2 separate regions of the Homo sapiens genome follow, and region 2 is linked to region 1. Evidence: chromatin loops called from intact Hi-C (ENCODE). Cell type or tissue: CD14-positive monocyte. All regions are shown on one strand.

Region 1 (4,000 bases):
TTGGTCAGGTTTGTCAAAGATCAGATGGTTGTAGATATGTGGTATTATTTCTGAGGCCTCTGTTCTGTTCCACTGGTATATATATATATATCTAATTTGGTACCAGTACCATGCTGTTTTTGTTACTGTAGCCTTGTACTATAGTTTGAAATCAGGTAGTGTGATGCCTCCAGCTTTGTTCTTTCTGCTTAGGATTGTCTTGGCTACACAGGCTCTTTTTTAGTTCCATATGAAATTTACAGTAGCTTTTTCTAATTCTGTGATGAAAGTCAATGGTAGCTTGATGGGGATAGCATTGAATCTATAAATTACTTTGGGCAGTATGGCCATTTAAATGATATTGATTCTTCCTATCCATGAGCATGGAATGCTTTTCCATTTGTTTGTGTCCTCTCTTATTTCCTTGAGCAGTGGAGTTCTCCTTGAAGAGGTCCTTCACATCCCTTGTAAGCTGTATTTCTAGGTATTTTATTCTCTTTGTAGCAATTGTGAATGGGAGTTCACTCATGATTTGGCTCTCTGATTGTCTATTATTGCTGTATAGGAAGACTTGTGATTTTTGCACATTGATTTTGTATCCAGAGACTTTGCTGAAGTTGCTTATCAGCTTAAGGAGATGAAACGTTGGGGTTTTCTAAATATACAATCATGTCATCTGCAAACAGAGACAAATTGACTTCCTCTCTTCCTATTCAAATACCCTTTATTTCTTTCTCTTGCCTGACTGCCCTGGCCAGAACTTCCAATACTATGTTGAATAGGAGTGGTGAGAGAGGGCATCCTTGTCTTGTGCCAGTTTTCAAAGGGAATGCTTCCAGGTTTTGCCCATTCAGTATGATAGTGGCTGTGGGTTTGTCATAGATAGCTCTTATTATTTTGAAATACGTTCTATCAATACCTAGTTTATTGAGAGGTTTTAGCATGAAGGGGTGTTGAATTTTACTGAAGGCCTTTTCTGCATCTATTGAGATAATCATGTGGTTTTTGCCATTGGTTCTGTTTATGTGTTGTATTATGTTTATTGATTTGCATATGTTGAACCACCCTTGCATCCCAGGGATGAAGCTCACTTGATCATGGTGGATAAGGTTTTTGATGTGCTGCTGGATTCAGGTTGCCAGTATTTTATTGAGGATTTTCACATCGATGTTCATCAGGGATATTGGCCTGAAATTTTCTTTTTTGTTGTTGTTGTGTCTCTGCCAGGTTTTGGTATCAGGATGATGCTGGCCTCATAAAATGAGTTAGGGAGAAGTCCCTCTTTTTCTGTTGTTTGGAAGAGTTTCAGAAGTGATGGTACCAGCTCCTCTTTGTACCTCTGGCAGAATTTGGCTATGAATCTGTCTGGTCCTGAGCTTTTTTTTGGTTGATAGGACTTTTTTTTTGAAGAAAAAAAAATTCAACTATTAAGAAGTGGGCTTTTACTAAGCTCTTTCTCTTCCTCATCTAGTCTGAATCTGTTACAATCTTGCATCATTCTGTAAGCATCAAGCAGCCTGTCAGGAAAAGGATGAACAAAAAAGAACTAGAAAGAGCGAGACAAATAGAGAGAGCTCCAAGCCAAGAAGACTTTTCACCACCCCCACATCCATGCCCTAAAATAGACATAAAACTGCACATTCTTATAATTCATTGACCAGGTTAGGAGTTAGCAGAAATTAATAGCTGAGTGCTTTTTTCTTAATGGAACGACTGCTTTGTCAGGAAAATAAAACAGAAAAACTGCAAAATTCAACTAGTCTCCAGATCAGCTAGCCAGCAAGTGGCAAACAAAGTGCACAGAGATCTGTGCCCAAAGGCCGCTCAATTTAGGACCTTCCCAACAAGCACCCAAATGGCGATGATGGCTAAGCATTGAGCTTAAACATGACTCACTAATGACCTCCTTTAAAAATAGTGCTGTTCTTCCCTTGCACAAGAGGTGAAAGAGCCAAGTCAGAGATGTCTCAGCTGTCAGAGTTGGCACTCCCATGGAAGCCCAGATAGCTGTAATTTATTTTTTCTCTTTTTTCTTCTTCTCTCCACTGTTTTCCTCCTGCTTCTTCCTCTCTTGTCTTTCTCCTTTTCCTTTGTCTCTTTCTCTTTCTTCTTTTTCCTCAAAAAAAAAAAAAAGCCTATTTTGTTTCAGCAACAATTATTCTCCTTTTCATGCCCATTGCTAGCCAGTTGAAAGGTCACAGGTTCAAAGATATAACAAGAGCCAAGAAACTTTGGGCTCATTGGCCTGAGATAAAAAATTATACATAAGAAATAGAGATGTATCAATCTCAGATAAGAAAAAAATCTTATTTATTTGGCACAATTTTAGTCAAATTTTGCCCTAACCAAATTTTGACAGAAAGATGTATTGATTTTCTAAAAAAAAAAAAAAAAAAAAAAAAAAAATCCTATAGTAGGGAGGCTCTGTTGGAGCTAAATCACATTTTTCAAGCAATCTCATGCATAGCAAACAAAGCACATCTCTCTCATCAACTAGGTTTTGCTAATTAAGATACTGATTTGATTCTTTTCTATTTCTCAAACTTAAAAATCATTATTGCTATAAACTGAAGTATTTTAAAACACCTTTGCTTGTTTGATTGGCTAACAACTTATTAGAATAAAAGTCTGAAGAGAAGAAAAAAACTTATAATTGTAATGCCTGAGGCCTCTTAAAAAATGTTTGTAAGTTTTCTTATATACCAGATAGTATCGCTGAAGGAAACTACATGGGTATATTTCAACTTCATTTCTATTTCTCTTGCCCTGAAATTCTCTGCAACATTGAGTTGGGCACAAAATATCTAATGTCTTCAATGAGCTCTTAAAGGTTGATGAGAAATTGAAGAAAATCTTGACAATATTTTGAACTGTTTTGAAAGAACTCCCTGCAATTCTGTCCATAGCAAACTTTGCCATGTGCTGACAGTAGGGATGAGGCAATTGCCACAATTACTCCTTGTAACCTCAGCCAGTTTCTGAATTTTAATTCCATGTAAAAAGCCTCCAAGGTCAAACAAGAGCTGTGCTTCTCCACTTTTCCTTTTTCCTTGTTCTCAATGGTTTCTCCTCTATGAACACACACCTCTAAAGATTAATCTCCATGACCCAACTCCGCTCCAGCATCCCAATTGAAAGGGGCACAAAACTTGGGTTCCCCAAGATTAGGAGAATCCTACATGTAGTCTTCCCTGCTTAACTTCTCCAACAAAGATCTTTATGATTATGGAGATTATATCAGACCAAGAAATAGGATTTGACTTTGAGTGTTACAGAGGGAAAGCCCAGTTTCCTGTGAAGCACTAGCTAATATTGCTTTCTAAGTCAAAACTTTAGTGTAAGTTAAAAAAAGCACTCAGGGGTAACTCCCTGCCACAAACGTTGGGCACACAGCCAGGGCACTGTGCTATTAGCCTCGGGGTGAGCCCAGATTCCCAGAACATGCAAGTCAGCATTTTTCATCCAACGATAGAGGTGTCCTGCTGAAATCTAAAATAGAAGAAACAGGTCTACCAATCTCTGCAAGCAAGGATGTTAATTAGTTTTTTTTTTTTCCCCCAGAAGAATGTTTTCATCTTTCATAAAGCATTATGGTCACTAGATAAATGTAATCATTTATAATCATAAAGTACATAAGCTAAGGTCTATATGCCTCCTTTTTTTTCCCTTTGCTTTATATACAGAAAATTCCATATACGATAATATTAGGTTGGTGCAAAATTAATTGCAGATTTTGCCATTAAAAATGGGCCATATTAAAAGTAATGGCAAAATAGTAAAAGTAGCGGCAAAATGTTAAAAAGTAATTGTAAAAACCACAATTAATTTTGTACCAATCAAATATGTAATGGTAATTTTAACCTACTTGGTCATATCAAATTTTTTGTTATTTAGAAACAGTCTTTCTAGCTGCCTAGTTTTATTCAAAAATTCTGTGCCTAATTTATTGCCACTCCCTTCTTCACAATACAGTAATTACATGCAATTTGTAATGAGTTTATCAAAGGAAAGCACAGCTAGC
Region 2 (4,000 bases), 140 kb after region 1:
ATCTCTGCCTCTCCTCTACTGTGTGTAGTTTAAAAAGTTGGCTTTAATCAGCTGTTCCTCTTGCCTCTCTAGCCATCATAAATATTAAGGTGAAGGTTTTACCCCCAAAATTATCCCTCAGTAAAGAAGGAATCACATTTATCCACATCCTTACAAAACCTTTTTAAAGAAATGAGTGCAATCTATACAACTATATTTGGAACAAGAAAGTATCTTTTGAGTTAGACCCCTTAGCCTGAAATGCCCACAGTCAATGTTCATTTGGATGTTTATATAGGTCACATGATGAATTAGTCTGTGGACTACAAGAAAACGAGAAATCTAATAAAGGTGTAGTAGTTATTCCTAGGGTATGACCTCATCTCAGTGAGCGCCGGATATCATCATAGAGAAGCCTTTGAAAGATCATTTGAAAAATAAACATAATAAGTTATGTTGTGGTTATCACAAACACACACTCCCAAAATGAATAAAAATCAAGCATACTCATGTTTCTTAAGGATATTTGTGACTAGGGATAATAAATGCCAGTAAAGGCATCTGTATCATATACAGATTCCAAAGGACTATCGCTCAAAAAACCTTAGATGGAAATGAAAATGACATTCTCTGGAAAACTGTTAGATGATTCAAAAGCAGCTTTATTACTGAGGATGTTAATGCAGAATATTTATGTGTTTAAAACATTATGAAATATGAGAGTAGAAAATACTATATTACTAATTCTTTCTGAAATATGCTATTTTAATATGTCTGTATAAATAAAAAATGAATATATTTTTTATCTTTTTGGATGCTTAAAAGTTAACATATTATATCAAGTGAATCTGTTTTGTGTGTCTGTTTACTTTCTATTGGGGAAAATGGAAGATACCTTATGTGGAGTCTCCTTGCTCAGGTCTTGTGTATTAGTCATTGGAGTCCTTTCCGATCTTATGTATTTATACAATAAAGATAACAGAAACCCAGAAATAATGTTACATTTACAACTCACACAAAGTGGTTAATGGCAGAGATTGGACTAGAACCCATCTGTGTACTTAGGTCCATGTTCAGAAAGGAGGAAGCCATTTCAACCAGAGAGGGAATCCCAACAACACTACAGAGTCAGAGGTAAGTGTTGTGGGAGTAGAAAGTAATGAGGATAGTAAAGTGAGAGGCTCTATGCATTGGTGAGAAGAGACCAGGAAAGTCGGAAGACTATTTTCTTCCTAAAATAACTATATTCTATTCTACTGCAAAAATAATAAATGTCATGGTAGAAACGTGGTTTGGTTTCCTTTCTTCTGTGGACTAATTCTTCCTCCACTCCACAAAGTATTCCCAGGGGTGTCGAACATAGAGTTATGTGTGGTTGCATCTGTGAGGGTCCCTCTCTCCTGAACAAAGTTATGCATCTACATAGGTCATGTGATTCAAAGGAGCCAATTAGATTCATACTGGAGAAATTCTTTCTCCTGGGGTTATGAAGTAAAAATGATAACTAGTGTCATTGGCCACGTTTTCTGGCCACATGAAAGAAAATCATCATCTGTGAGGGAGAATGAAGTCAACATTCAGAGAAATGCAGTCAAGAAACCTAATGAAGAAGAGCATCCTGCTTTGAGCCTGCTGCTCTGGCTGTTCCTGAACACTTTCCCTAGACTTCCCAGTCATACACCACAAAACTTCCCTTTTTATTCAAAGCAACCAACAACGTTCTAAGCATATTGAGGAAAATATAGACAATCAGAAAGAAGAAAATAGAAATCAACCACAGTCACTACTCAAGAATAAACACACACACACAATTGTATGTGTAAATATGCTGCTTAATAAAATCATCTTTACTAACAATATAATGCAAATATATTTTCACAGATTTTACTGCCTATGTCGACTCTAATATTAACCAGCTATGTGAGAGTAACTCATCTTTTAAAATCTCTGTTTATCAGTTTTTATACCTGTCAAGCAAAGTTTGAAATTTGATCATTAGGATACCACAGCCAACATCATACTGAATGGTCAAAAGTTGGAAGCATTTCCCTTGAGAACTGAAATAAGACAAGGCCTTCTCATCACTCCTATACAAGATAGTACTAAAAGTCCTAGTCAGACAACCAGGCAAGAAAAATAAAAGCCATCCAGATAGAAAAAGAAGAATTGCTGGAAAACCCTAAAGGCTCTCTCAAAGGTTTCCCAGATCTGACAAACAACTTCAGTAAAGTTACAGAATACAAAATCAATGTACAAAAGTCAGTAGCATTTCTAGCACTAATAACATTTAAGTTGAGAGCCAAATCAAGAACACAATCCCATTTACAATAGCCACCCCCCACCAAAAAAAAAAAAAAAAAACTAGGAATACATCTAACCAAGATCGAACTCTACAAGGAGAACTACAAAACACTGCGAGAAGAAATAATCCATGTGAATATCCTCAATATAATACTGGCAAACCGAATCCAGCAGCACATCAAAAAGCTTATCCACCACAATCAAGTCGGCTTCATCACTGAGATGCAAGCCTTGTTCAACATATGCAAATCAATAAACGTAATCCAACACATAAACAGAACCAATGACAAAAACCACATGACTATCTCAATAGATGCAGAAAAGGCCTTCAATAAAATTCAACACCCCTTCATGCTAAAAACTCTCAATAAACTAGGTATTGATGGAATGTATCTCAAAATAATAAGAGTTATTTATGATAAACCCACAGCCAGTATCACACTGAAGGCACAAAACCTGGAAGCATTCCCTTTGAAAACCGGCACAAGACAAGGATGCCCTCTCTCACCACTCCTATTCAACATAGTATTGGAAGCTCTGGCCAGGGCAATCAGGCAAGAGGAAGAAATAAAAGGGTATTCAAATGGAAAAGAGGAAGTCTCTCTGTTTGCAGATGACATGACTGTATGTTTAGAAAACCCCACCGTTTCAGTCTTAAATCTCCTTAAGCTGATAAGCAACTTAAGCAAAGTCTCAGGATACAAAATCAATGTGCAAAAATCACAAACATTCCTATACACCAATAATAGACAAACAGAGAGCCAAATCATGAGTGAACTCCCATTTACCATTGCTACAAAGAGAATAAAATACCTAGGAATACAACTTACAAGGGATGTGAAGGACCACTTCAAGGAGAACTACAAACCACTGCTCAAGGAAATAAGACAGGACAAAAACAAGTGGGAAAACATTCCATGCTCATGGATAAGAAGAATCAATATTATGAAAATGGCCATACTGCCCAAGGTAATTTAAAGATTCAGTGCTATCCTTATCAAGCTTCCATTGACTTTCTCCACAGAATTAGAAAAAACTGCTTTAAATTTCATATGGAACCAAAAAATAGCCCATATAGCTAAGACAATCCTAAGCAAAAAGAACGAAGCTGGAGTCATCATGCTGACTTCAAACTATACTACGAGGCTACAGTAACCATAACAGCATGAACCTGGTACCAAAACAGATATATAGACCAATGGAACAGAACAGGGGCCTCAGAAATAACACCACACATCTACAACCATCTGATCTTTGACAAACCTGACACAAACAAGCAATGGGGAAAGGATTCCCTATTTAATAAATGGAGTTGGGAAAACTGGCTAGCCATATGCAGAAAACTGAAACTGCACCCCTTCCTTACACCTTATACAAATATTAACTCAAGATGGATTAAAGACTTTAAAGTAAGACCTAAAACCATAATATCCCTAGAAGAAAACCTAGGCAATAACATTCAGGACATAGGCATGGGCAAAGACTTCATGACGAAAACACCAAAAGCAATGGCAACAAAAGGCAAAATTGACAAATGGGATCTAATTAAAATAAAGAGCTTCTGCACAACAAAAGAAACTATCATCAGAGTGAACAGGCAACCTACAGAATGGGAGAAATTTTTTGCCATCTATCCATCTGACAAAGGGCTAATATCCAGCAAGTATAAGGAACTTGAATTTACAAGAAAAAAACTAACAACCCCAACAAAAAGTGGGCA

The links. Peaks named below come from ENCODE experiments on the same cell type or tissue, not always from the same donor. Only the 100,000 strongest peaks of a DNase experiment are listed, where the experiment ranks them.
Region 2: it touches region 1 in a loop (7-fold over the local background); 1 of 110 quality-filtered maps calls a loop at or near these places.

Annotation. Positions count from the first base shown.
Region 1 is chr2:40,218,261-40,222,260 of GRCh38, reverse strand. All of the region lies in intron 2 of SLC8A1 (solute carrier family 8 member A1), which reads left to right. All of the region lies in intron 3 of SLC8A1-AS1 (SLC8A1 antisense RNA 1), which reads right to left. Among named protein-coding and RNA genes, the nearest start is that of SLC8A1, 230 kb to the left of the region's middle. In CD14-positive monocyte, no CTCF peak of the experiment used is centred here; a DNase peak (open chromatin) is centred at 1,890; H3K27ac peaks cover 954 bases.
Region 2 is chr2:40,075,139-40,079,138 of GRCh38, reverse strand. The region is part of intron 2 of SLC8A1-AS1 (SLC8A1 antisense RNA 1); the gene reads right to left. Among named protein-coding and RNA genes, the nearest start is that of SLC8A1-AS1, 160 kb to the right of the region's middle. In CD14-positive monocyte, no CTCF peak of the experiment used is centred here; no DNase peak of the experiment used is centred here.